2 separate regions of the Homo sapiens genome follow, and region 1 is linked to region 2. A link is a contact called in ENCODE Hi-C or POLR2A ChIA-PET data. All regions are on one chromosome and are shown on one strand. The core of a region is the stretch at or near the end of the contact, and the rest is flanking DNA. Distances in the headings are between cores, read along the strand shown. Region 1 overlaps NR3C1 (nuclear receptor subfamily 3 group C member 1). Region 2 overlaps ARHGAP26 (Rho GTPase activating protein 26).

Region 1 (6,254 bases), core at 3,140-5,639, 130 kb after region 2:
TTGAAACAACTGTAAACTTCAAAAACTTAACACAACTATACTTTAAATGTCTTTTTACACATTAGCTGTCTTAAAAACTAAAAACGTAGCATGCCATTGTTCAATTTAGGATATTTTCTTTATGAGCAGAAAACAAGAGAATCACAAAATCAAATAAGATTCTTTTATAATTTAAGATTGCTTGGCAGAAATAGTGAATGGTATAAGGCTAATGAAAATCGACTTCTGATGCTACCAAAGCAGCAACATGTGTGCTCAGTGCTTTCTGATTTACAACACAGGCTTTAGTACACAGCACTGTAAAGGAAATCCCTTTTCAGAGAGGGTGAAGCTCTTTTTAATGAGCACTTTCCTCCCTGCCTGTCTCTCTTTTCTAGAATGTTTATATAGTACAAGAAATGTATATTTGACATAGAAAATGTCAAATGTTCAAATATTCAGAATTCTTTTGCAATTATTGCAGTTTATTCAAATTGTCTTACCAAACTAAAAAGTAGAGACTAAATTTCAAAATCTTCTCATCTGTTACAAAAGGGAAGAATATAGTCTGTAACATTTTTATAAGTTGCAGTCATTAATATTTGTAAGAACTGAAATTGGCATTTCCTCCTTCTATGTGAAACACACACAGACACACACACACACGAATAAAAAGAAAAACTTGCACTTGAAAACAGACTTTAACCCAGTGCTGCTATTTCTAGGCCTCAACTCTAATGTTAGTTATTTTTTTACAGGGCATCACACTAGTAAAGAATTAAAGGCCCCCTTCCTCTGTAAATCCCACTTAAAGTACATGTTATTTCTAATGTCTATTCAAAGGGATAGAGAGTGACTTTCTGGGAAATCCATTTTACCATTATAGAACTGGAGATTGCCAAGGGCTAACTTAAGTGTTAATTTTTGCTACACAAGAATTTCGGCCTGAAAAACCTACTTCCTTCCCCAGTAAAGACTATAAAATCACATTCTCATTGTAGAAATTTAGATCAAACACCAAGGGATAAGTATCATTTGTGTGAAATGACATTGATGTTTTCAGGCAGGTAACAGCTCTACCAAAATATATGCTGCTAAAATGCAGCTTTTATGCAACCTTCAAAAACCAATAGCTTTGTTTTGTAGAGGATAAAGTCTAAATTTCTTCAGTTAGCAAATATAGCTCTCCACATTCTGTGCCCAGTCTGCCTTTCCAAAACGGGCTCTCATTTTTTTAAGTACACATTCCAGTGTCAGCTTTCAATCTCTGTTCCCCAGTGAGGCCATCTGAGTTTGTTCATTTGGTGTCTTTTTGGTTTGAGGACTACACCCTCAAAATACAGGCAGCTTGACAGAGTAAACCTGCCTATGATTCTTCAGTATTCATCTCAGCTCTCTGGGCCTCCAAGGTTTCTTGAGCATTCTAGCCCACAGTTGTGATGGTGGATTACCTGTTGATTTTGTCTCACAGCATCAGCTCGTGTTTCCGGTAGCATACTTTGGAGCTTCAATTACAAAATTTGAAATGTGACTTCAGATAAAACTACTGAAAATGCCCAATGAAACTATAAACTACAACACTCAGTGAATGGGGCAGGTTATAAGGTGTTACAATAGTACTTTAAAAAACTGATTTAATGATCAGACTAACATAGTTGATTCTAACTACTTGTAGATTCCACATCTGCAAGTTTACACATTTGCTACATTTTATTTGTAACCCCCAAATCCACACTTGCTTTCCTATCGATTCGTGGATAAGCACAGAATAGCAAAAAATTTGAGTCGACTGATATGCATGTTCCCAGCTGAAGTCAAACGAAGTGACACGCCACCTTCTTGTTTTAGCTCTCAAACTGTAAACAAGTGTCCTTTTCATGGTAAATTTAGTGGCACATTTTTTGAGTTTTGTGCTTTTTGTTGGGAATTTTGCTGTTTAAAATGGCCTCTATGCATAGTCCTGAAGTACTACCTAGAGTTCCCATGTACGAGAAGACTATGATGTACCTTACGAAGAAAGTACATGTATCATAAGTTTTGATCAGACATGATTTATAGTGCTGTTAGCCATGAGTTCAATGTTAATGAATCAACAATATATATTAAGTATGGTATCTTTAAATAGAAACACACATGAAACAAGGGCACAACTTAAAATTTTCCCATAAATATAGAAAGAGAATAGGTCTTACTGTATTTGTAAATATTTTTCCCTACAAATGCTCCTTGTATTATTGACAAAGGAAAACATCTGAATAATTTTTCTCTCCATGCATGCCAACCTGGTGAAATTTTACACAAATTCTTAATTATTGTTGCATTACATGTGGTAAAACTGAAGTGGAGGGAGGATCAGAGAGAGAAGCCTCTTCTACAGATTTCTCTCTTCTTAGTCCTCCAAGTTCCTGAGAAAGGATGAGGGGGGTCAAAGATGATCCTACTGTCTTTTTGTGGCGATTGTTAAACAGTGGTAGTATATTCTTTCTTAGTTGCTTTGCTTTACCAAAATGCAGGTTTCCCCAAGGATATCATTTTCCTTACAACACTATCTGATGATGGCTGTTCCTTCTCTAACTGCTTCTACCTGAGAGATTCAAGGTTAAGAAGGGTTAGCATCCCCTTCTTCACTGGACAATTGCCTACTCTCTTCATGATGACTCATCATTTCATGTTTGAGATCTATGAGTGGAACAGGCTCATATTTCTATCCCCTAATCCTTCTTACTATAATCTATCTTCTTAGAAGACTTTACCCCTTCTGTTTTGGAATCTGGCTCTCTTCCTCTCCAACTCTGCCATGCATCAGTATCCACTGTTATCAGATAGTGGACTCTATCCACACCCAGGCCTTGGGTTTTTGCTTCAGTTATAGTGGTTTAAAACACAGTATTTCCTAAAACAAACTCTTCTTCTAGGTTTTAACCTGCTGCTTTCCTGCAGCTTTCATAGCCTTGTTTCCTAGTCTTGAAACTTACCCTCTTCCTGTTCTCTTTCTCATTTCTTCATACATCTAACAAATATTTTGAGAGCTTATCATATACTAGGCACTGGGGTATACCACAGTGAAAAACACAAACATGAACCTTTGCTCTCCCAAAACTTTTAGACTAGCAGGAGCTGTAGAGACGAGTACACAGTAGTTGTAATACAATGAGGCAAATGCTAGGATAGGGGACACACCTGGTGCGGTGATGGTACTGAAGAGGGATATCTAACCCAAACGTGGGAGATCAAGAATGGGCCTGCATGACAATGTGATATTCAGCTGGATTTTGGAGGAAGAGGAGAAGTGAAAAGGAGATGAAGGTTAGACGTGAGGTGAAGTATAGGGAACAGCATTATGCAAAGACACAGAGCCAAGAAAGAGGGAAGTAAAGGCAGTTTAGAAAGGTTATACAATAAAAAGCTCACCAAATCATAAAAGACCCTGTAAGCCATGGTAAACCCTTAGACTGTACTCAGGACAGTGAGAACCCTAGGGTGTTCTAAAGAGGGGACTAATCTGATCACATGTTTATGTTTGAAAGCTCTAGCTGCAGTATAGAATATAGATTGAAGATGACAAGGGAGCCAGTCAAGATGATGATGCAGTCATCCAGCTACAAAATTATGGTAGCCTGGCTTAAGGTAGGAGCAGTTAAGAATATAAGTAGAAGGGTTTGCGAGGTATTTATTTAGTCCAATCTATGAGGCCTAATGACTGAAATTATGTGCACAGAGAGGGGAAAAGGGTAGTTAGGGATTATGTCCAGATTTCTGCTTTGGGGTTGATAGCACCATATATTTCCTGAGATAGGGACTACAGGAGAAAGAGGAAGCAGGCCTTAGAATAAGTCAATGAATTATTCTGGACATGTTGTGTTTGAGAGACCTATAACTCATCCAAGAAAAGATACCCAGTTAGATAGTTGGAAATATGGGTCAGGAGGCAAAGAGATACATCTGAGCTGGAGATACAGTAGATATGGCTGTCCTTTGCATAAGGACAAATGGTAACTGAAGCAACAGAAAAGGATGGGATCACTTAGAGAAGGAGAAAATGAGAAGAGGGCCTAGCACAAAGCTCTGAGAAACTCTGAAAGAAGAACTTGCCAAGAGGCTAGAGAAGTAGAAGGAGGAAAACTAGAAACAGAATTGTGTCACAGAAACCACTGGCAGATGCCTTTACAAACAGGATCCTGGTGTCTAGCACAGGGCTGGTGCCAACAGTAGGTTACTGGAAAGTGCCCACTGAATTTAAGGACAAGCAGGTCACTGATAACCTTGGAAAGGTCAATGTGAATGGAGTGGAAGCAGAAAACCAGTGATTCTGTAAGGTCAATGAATTGCCTCATACTTTCCAAATGACTCCCACATCTATCCTTTTATTTCCTTCCCTACTGCTACCACTCCAGTTAATGCTTTTACTACTTCTTGCCAGACCTTTAGTAATGACTCATATAACTGCCTTCGTATGTAGTCTCTCTTCGAGAACTGTCTCCCCAAACAAAACAAAGCAACATACAGCTCATCCTATGTACAACTGCCAGAGTAATATTTCTAAGGTACAGCTTAGAACAAGTCAATCCTGGCTTAAAAACATAATGGTTCTCTACTGCCTTCAGAGTAAAACCCAAACCTCTTAGCATGATGTTCAAAGCCTTCCATTATTTGGTCCCAATCTAACTGTCCAGCCATATCGCCCACATTCCAAACACCTATCTTTATAAAAAAATGCTGACTTTAAAAAAATTAAAGCCATTCAAAGAGTCAGGATTATAGACATACAGACAAGAATAATTTTCCTCTTTTGTTGAGGAAAAAAAGATGTGTCCAGGGCTCTCTTCATTTATTCACCAAAATGAACAAACAGCATCTGACAGAACAGAACTGTCATAAAACACAGACAATTGTCCCTTTTGTGTTGTGGCATGAAACACATGGCTTACAGAGAAAAAAAATGGTGTTTTAGCATTTAATAACACATTTGATCAATATTAATCTGTTACAGAAAACATTTCTACTCTATTATTAGCTAACTTATTTTATATTCTCAGCTAAGTAAAATGACAAAAAATTTATAAAGATATAACTTTCTTTATAAAGGTTCTCCCCAGCAATCCTGTAGAAGCTATCCGATGGTTCCTAATTGAAAGATGGTAGTTTTTACATACTTCACTAACCTAGCAAGTGTGATAGCTTTGCACCTATACTACAAGCTAGTTGGGAAATAATTATATAGGTAAAAAGCCATTTTAGGCTTTCAGACCAATTTTAATCCAAACAGATGAGAGAGACCTATAACAAATTTAAGAGAAGATGTTCTAAAGATGACCTAATAATAGATGAAGAGAGTTTTGTTATATAATTTTAGGGGTAGCTTAATCCCTTCACAACATTCCTAGTCATTTAACTTTTCTGGGGTGGCTTTCTAATATTTTATACAATCACACACATGCACAAACACACACATGCATGCACACACAATGCGGTATGCTGATGACAAAATATGCTTAGCAAAAACTTTGTCCTTCTATAATTTGGTCTGCTTGTCTTGGTACTACATTGTAATATGGGGTAAGTGGTTGTAAAGTGATCCTAGGATTGATCATAAGAAGATTACTGTGTACTTTATAAATTCTATATCCCAAAGAAATAACAGCTATTAAAAGTATTCTTACTGAGATTGGTATAATGAGTTTTCATATTATGAACTGCAAGAATTGGCTATCTCAGACATATTTTCTTGGTTTATATCCTTCCCTAATTATAATTTATCATGTTCTTCAGTTAGAGAAAAACATTTTCATCCATATTACTGAACTCTCAACATATTCTACGTTTTTTTTATATGCTGGGTTTTTTACTTGCAAAATAATATTAATACAGGCATACCTCTGAGATATTTCAGGTTCGGTTCTAGACCACAATAAAGTGAATATTGCAACAAAGCAAGTCAGACGAATTTTTTGGTTTCCCACTACATATAAAAGTTATATTTATACTATACTGTAGTCTATTAAGTGTGCAATAGCATTGTGTCTTTAAAAATGTATTTACCTTAATCTTAAAATATTGCTTAAAAATGCTAACAATCATTTGAACTTTCAGTGAGTTGTAATCTTTTTCCTTGTGGAGGGTCTTGCTTCAGTGTTGATGCCTGCTGACTGATCAGAGAGGTGGTTGCTGAAGGTGGGGTGGCTGTGGCAATTTCTTAAAGTAGACAACAATGAAGTTTCACTTTTCTTTTCATAAAAGATTTCTTTGTAGCACGAGATGCTGTTTGATAGCATTTT
Region 2 (6,455 bases), core at 2,055-4,554:
AGGGGACTAGGTAGCTTACAGGGAAAGGGAAGAAGAGAGATGAAATGTCTGGGGCTTTCTAAGGGTTTTTTCAAAAATGTTAAATAAACTCCTGTTTTCACACAGCACACCGTTCCGGAAGGCAAAAGCCTTGTATGCCTGCAAAGCTGAACATGACTCAGAACTTTCGTTCACAGCAGGCACGGTCTTCGATAACGGTGAGTTTCTCATCCCCTCACAAAGATATGGGCGGGGGGCGGGGGCAAGGGGAGCACATAAATAACTGGCATTTTCAAAGCTCCTCCCGAGGGAAAATCTCAATACAATGGGTAAGAAAAAAAGTGTGTGTGCGTCTGTGTGTGTTGGTTTCTGTGTCTTTTCCCAAAATAAAATAGCAGCAGCAGGACTTCCGGAGACATTGTGAAGAGTGGACTAGTGTAATCAGCTCCATGTTGAGTTGTTACCACTGTAAATGAGATTGTGCCTGCAAAAGACCCAGCCCAGGACCTGGAAGTGGCTTTAAGAGATCATACACATCACATGTTTAAAATGGTACTCAACATGTATTAAGCATTCACTAAATTAATATTTTTATTATTAAAACCATCATCATCATTGTATCCATCTTCGAAAAAGGCCCTGATGCTCTCATAGTTCACAGTGACAGTTTTTCCTCACTTTTGTCTGGGCAGTGGGTGCTGCACCTGATTCCGTGGGTCCTGGCTGCATCTGTAAACACATTCCAGGCCAGAGCAGAGATGAGTTCCTGGGGACCAGCCCTTGACTGTAGTCACGTCCACAGGGGCTGCCATTGTGTGTGCCCAGCCCCTGCATTCAGCATAGCAGAGATATCCATCAGGTACAGGTAGACAAAAGGGGGAACAAGGCACAGAACATGAGGGTCTCTCCCAGGTCACACTCAACCCTTGGCCTTCTGGGTCAGCAGGAGTGGGAGGGATTACCCCAGAACTGCATGTGGGCGTCTGAGTCTGCATTCCCTTTTATCGTTCTCAAAGCCTCAAGCACTGTCCTTAAGCCTTTGCTCCATTAACTTTCATCTAGGCCCTTTATAAATCAAAATGCACGAACAGCCAGCCCAGCCACCTCTCCTGTCCACAGCTGGTGCTTGCAGGCCCCAGCAGACTGCAGGTGCAGTGGGTCTGCTGAAGGCTGTCCAAAGCCATTTCACTGGTGAGTGTCCCCCACACAGGCCCAGGCGGCGGAGTCCTGGCCCTGCCGTAACATGACACGGCCCTTGCAGAAGACAAACCAGAATGGGCTGCGTTGCTTGGGCTTCTGCCCCCCTGCTTTGTCAGCAAGGAAGGGGCTTCTGCCTATAGAAGAGCAGGATTTGAGAGATTCCTACATTGACAGGTGAATCCAGGGCTTAAAGGTCTGTCCTCTAAGTCCCAATTCACTGCTCATATGGGCAGGGGATCATCATGTTTCTAACAACCATTCCCTCTGACAACACAAAGGACTCCTGATCTCAGGGGCAGAATTGTTTTAAACTATCAAAAGTTATGTATATGCTTCTGTCTTCTTTTTGATTCCTTTTGGTGAGTGCAGCCTTCTTCCATTTTTTAACGGTTTATTAAGATAGCCATACAACATACAATTTACCCATTTAAAATGTACAATTCAATGGTTTTTAGTATATTCAGAGTTGTGCAACCATTGCCACTATATAATTCCAGAATATTTTCATCACCCCCAAAAGAAACCCCATACCTTTTAGCAGTCATGCCCCACTTACCACAACCCATTTCCATCCAGCCCAAGGCAACCACTCTTCTACTTTGTCTCTCTAGATTTGCCTGCTCCGGACATTTCATACAAATGGAATTATATAGTATGTGATCTTTGAAACTGGATTCTTTAGTTTGCATAATGTTTTCAAGGTTCATCCACATTGTAGCATGTCAGAACCTTCTTCCTTTTTATGTGCGATGGTATGGATATAGCACATTTTATGTAAGCTTATTCATCAGTAGATGGGCACGTTGTTTCCTCTTTTTGGCTGCTTGAATAATGCTGCTGTGAACATGTGTGTAGGTTTTTGTGAGGGCGTAGGTTTCCAGTTCTCTTGGGGATATACCTAGGAGTGGGATTGCAGGGTCATATTAATTCCGTGTTTAAGTGTTTGAGGAAATGCCGAACTGTTTCACAAAGAAGTTGCACCATTTTACCATTTTATGTTCCTACCTTCTTTCATTTTTAAGTCTTTCTGCAGTAGCTTAAATAGTTAAGCATAAAGGGGGAAAAAGGAAGAGAAGCCTGGATGATTGTTAACTGCCAAGTCCTTTTTTTCCCCAGCAGAGTGTCCTTCAGCTTCCACAGCCATCTTCACTGCCACACCGAAGCTCCGGGCACCTCCACCTCTCACCTGGGCACTTCCACTGGCCGCCTGACACATCTTCTCACATCTGCTCTTGCTGCCATAACCCCCTCTTTACAGAGCAGCGAGAGTGATCTTTGAAAAACGGAAATGGCATTAAAGCCCTTCAGTGGCCTCCCATTGCTCTGAGAATTACTTACAAGGCCCTCCAGGGCCCAGTTCCTGCCCCTCTGACCTCACGCCCTCACTTGACATACTACAGCCTCATGCCTTCTTCATGTTCTCAAGCAAGGTCGGCAAACTATGACCTGCCCGTCAAATCCAACCTGCCACCTGTCACCTAACAATTCTGTAACTGCTCCCACATACAACATGGTCGTCATCATAAATCCTATAGGTATTGTTGAGAGCAGGAGGAAAGTTTGGTTGAGTGAGTGAGAGACCTTACCCAAGCCTTCCTGTGGTCTCTAGGAGTCATGGCAGAGTTCGCTGACACTGGTCTGCTTTTAACCAGCCTTGCCAGTGACCTTTCAAATTCCCTGAGGAGCAAAAGGCCAAATTGAACCTGAAAGAAAACACCTCTCAGTGTTGACTGAGTTGCAGTAGAAAATGGACCTGACAAAACGTTAGTACACTTTCTCAATTGGGTTAGCTCAAAATATGTTATTAGGTCTTTTTTCCAGAGGAAAATGCTTACACAGACCCTCTTCCTCCCCACTCCTTCACCTCTACAGGAGAAAATGAGGCATTACAGAACACTATTATTCTGTCAGGCGGTGGGTGGGGTGGGGGGTCTTTTTCCTTGTTCCATTTCTTGTTAGTTTACTGCTGGGGATATGAGGTAAAGGCTGTTTAATTTGTATGCTGTGTAGTTGTCAGATTAAATGATCAAACCAATCAGAAAGTGCACGTGTGTGTGTGTATGTGTGTCTTTTTGTGTGTTTCAGGATTAAGAAGAATGAATAAGGAAGAGGAAAAGGGAGGGGCCCGTGGAGGGGAAAGTCTGTTGTTTCGTAATGATTAATCTTGAAGCCTTTGGATTCCAGGGGCCCCTACTGTGACTCTGGAGTGGCTGCTGCTGTCAGCTCATGGGCTTTGTGCAGTGGGAAATGGATGTGCAATACGTGCAATACCTAGAAATAATTCCAGTGTCATCCCTGGCCAATCTACTGGGAAACTGTCCATTTCAACAAGAGCACCTCAGACAGTAACTGGAAAGAGAAATAGCTCATATTCTCAGGAACGTTAGTCATCTTGAAGCAGCATGATTCGTGATACCTGGAAAATGCACATGGCAGTCACTAAAATTGGGTTCTAGGGATACTTTTAATAAGATTTGAGAGGAGCTGGATCCATTCATTCCCATGGTACCTAACACAGCACCACTACACAGCAGGCCTGTCCCAAATTTCCTTTGCTGCTGGAGAACATCCTCATGGGGGAGCCCCCAAGCTGCCTAGGAAATGGGTTAACAGGAGGGCACTCAGGGATCTCCTTCAGTTTCTCCAGCCATCTTCGCTGCCACGCCCAAGCCCAGGCCACCTTCACCTCTCACCTGGGCGCTTCCACTGGCCGCCTGACACATCTTGTCACTGGCTTCCACTCTTGCTCCCAGAACCCCTTCTTCACATAGCAGCAAGAGTCATCTTTGAAAATGAAAATCACATCATGTTATTTCCTGCTTAAAATCTATCAGTGGCCTCCCACTGCTCTGAGAATGACTTACAAGGCCCCTAGGGCCTAGTTCCTACCCCTCTGACCTCCTCTCACCCTCACTTGACATACTGCAGCTTTGCAGGCCTTCTTTATGTTCTCAAGTAAGGTCAGCAAACTATGACCTGCCAGTCAAATCCAACCCGCCACCTGTTTTTGTAAATAAAGCTTTACTGGAACACAGACACTCATGCCTTTGTGTCTGCGTGTTATCTGTGGCACTACAGTGGCAGAGTTAAGGAGAGAGACACTCTCACTATGAGGCCCTTTAAGAAATAGATGCACACCACTGTTCTAAAATCATGCCCAGCTTTTTCCCGTCACAGGGCCGTTGTACTTGCACTACCCACTGCTCTAGTCTTTCTCTCTCCTTTTACCACTACCTAAAATTATATGCTTGCTTATTGCTTGATTGTCCTGCCGAGCAAAATCTGGTCTGCTTGTTCTGTGCTATGTGCAAGGACCTAGCATGGTGTCTAGCACGTGGTAGGTGCTCAGTAAACATTTGTTAAATGAGTGAATGTACTTTAATTACCCAGGGGTCTGCACCTCTTTTAGTTAAGACTTCTTTTGGGGACAGTCAGCCATTAGAGACCTTAGTCACACACTTGCTCCCTGTCCATGGTGAGTGAAGGAGGGCAGAAGACATGAGTTGTGTACACAGGGATGTATGGTGTACATGGGTAGAGCCGAGAGAAAGTGGTTGGCAGGAAGCTCACCCATGTCCCCAGCAGCTTATATTTAGTATATGCTGTTGAGCTGAAGAGCCACTCAGGCAGCTTGTGGCAACACCTTTTGTGTTTGTATAGCATGTTGGACACTGGTGCAGTTCAGTGTTGCACATTGGCGCCATTCAGCCCAACAAGCACTTAGCATCTTTGATGTTCAGAGCATTGGGCTAGGCAACAGCAGTAGTAGTTAAGGTGACAGACTCTGGGATCAGATGTCTTGGTCTCTGATTCATTTTCATTGTCTACCAGCTATTAATATTTAATTTTGGCCAAGATGCTTAACTTTTCACAGCCACAGTTTTTCATCAGTAAAGTGAGGATAATAGCAGAACCAACTCCATAGTCATTCTGAAGATGAAAGGAGGAAACTCAGGTGTGAAGTGCGTATTCGCAAAGGGTCTGCCACCTGGCATGTGCTCAACATGTTATCATCCTTATCAGCATGGGTCACACCCTCTGGTTAAATAGAGGCCTGATACAGTGGGAAGGGAGTTGGTCTCTGGAGTCAAACAAGCTGGGTTCAAATTTTGGTTCCAGTATTATGACCATGCACAAATTATTTTACCTCTCTGAGCCTTAATTTTCTCATCTGCAAAATACAGATAATAATAATACAAGCTGGGATCCTGAGGATCAAATGAATCAACATGTCTAAAACTCCAAGCACACAGCAGCTTCATAACATATCTAAGTGTTAGCTTGTATCATTATAATTCACGAGGCAGAAGGGAGTTACTGAAGGTTGTGGAGCCAGGAAGTGCTATAATCCAAACCAAAACGCACTGAAAAACTAGATAGAGAAGCAAAGCTTAGCACGTTTGAACAGCATATAAATAGGACCCATGAATACTATGTGGAATGTACTATGAGCATTTTAGGTGTCTGGAGGAGGAGGGAGCAGGTAGAAGGGATTCCATGGTAGTATTTACAAAGGAAGTGGGGCTTCAGCTAAGCCTTTACATGGAAACAGAAGACAGCAGAAAGAAAGGGGGCACTGGTGCTGCCTCCCTCCTCTATTAGTAAATGACAATTTGCATTTTATCTCAGAGGCATTTGGGCACAGAAAAGTTATAGCTCCTAACTTCCTGTGAGCTAGTGAAAATACAGGTTCCTGTGTCCCATTCCCAGAGATTCTGCTTTAATTGATTTGCCATGGGGCCCAGGAATGTGCAGTTTGAATAAGCATCCTGAGGGTTCCGAAGCACATGGTCTGGCACATGCTTTCGTATAAATCCTGGCTTGAAGCCTCAGTGAGTCAGCAGTCCAACCCAAAGGCTGTGTTATCTCCTGCCATCTCCTGTGACCTACCTTTTGGCCTCCAGTTTGGAGGGCCTCTCTTGTCCCCTCTAATTCTTCCCTTAGCCCTCAAATTGCATTGTAAATGTTTTCACCCCAGTACCTGTGCTGTGGGTGAACAGCTAGCCAGGAAAAGGAGAAAGGTCTGAAGGAGATGGACTCAGTGCATCCAGTAGAGTAATAACTCAACTTGGAGCTTGGCTATAAAGCGGGAGGGCCTGGTTTTTGTTTTTTTGTTTTGTCAGTCTGGCTGCTTTATTCTTTCTACGTTTTTATTTTGGAGAATGGGTTTGATTTGTTAATTTTATTCTAAACATTTGATTTTTCCTGAAGCTTAGGTGGGTGGTAAGGGCCATCTGGTTTTACTAGGTCGCTACTAGGAGGGGGTCTTGCTGAGC

What was found. A loop is a pair of places that touch in the nucleus more often than their neighbours do. ChIA-PET counts read pairs that join two places held with the same protein, here RNA polymerase II (POLR2A). Pooled maps may share reads with other maps.
Region 1: a loop to region 2 is called in a pooled map, with 3 times the contacts of the local background. The contact joins two enhancer-like sites. A Hi-C loop is called at or near these places in 1 of 168 maps with a recorded cell type or tissue (naive thymus-derived CD4-positive, alpha-beta T cell), 21 of 37 single-sample maps with no recorded cell type and 10 of 50 pooled maps. POLR2A ChIA-PET finds 5 or more read pairs at or near these places in 7 of 52 experiments (GM10248, GM12878, MCF 10A and 3 more).

What each region holds. Positions count from the first base shown.
Region 1 is chr5:143,346,707-143,352,960 of GRCh38, forward strand. The region is part of intron 2 of NR3C1 (nuclear receptor subfamily 3 group C member 1); the gene reads right to left. Among named protein-coding and RNA genes, the nearest start is that of NR3C1, 54 kb to the right of the region's middle. RefSeq lists enhancers at 2,766-2,825, 4,110-4,209, 4,280-4,339, 6,112-6,181. Within about 2 kb of position 4,390, at least 5 of the 41 ENCODE cell types and tissues checked have a DNase peak (open chromatin) inside an H3K27ac peak, as active enhancers do.
Region 2 is chr5:143,213,892-143,220,346 of GRCh38, forward strand. It overlaps ARHGAP26 (Rho GTPase activating protein 26), which reads left to right. Exons shown (of 23, transcript NM_001135608.3): 22 at 106-197. It overlaps LOC124901099 (a long non-coding RNA gene), which reads right to left. Exons shown (of 2, transcript XR_007058981.1): 1 at 3,873-6,455; 2 at 546-708. Among named protein-coding and RNA genes, the nearest start is that of ARHGAP26-IT1, 25 kb to the left of the region's middle. RefSeq lists enhancers at 522-1,070, 1,071-1,619, 3,836-3,935 and a silencer at 3,196-3,295. Within about 2 kb of position 3,305, at least 2 of the 41 ENCODE cell types and tissues checked have a DNase peak (open chromatin) inside an H3K27ac peak, as active enhancers do.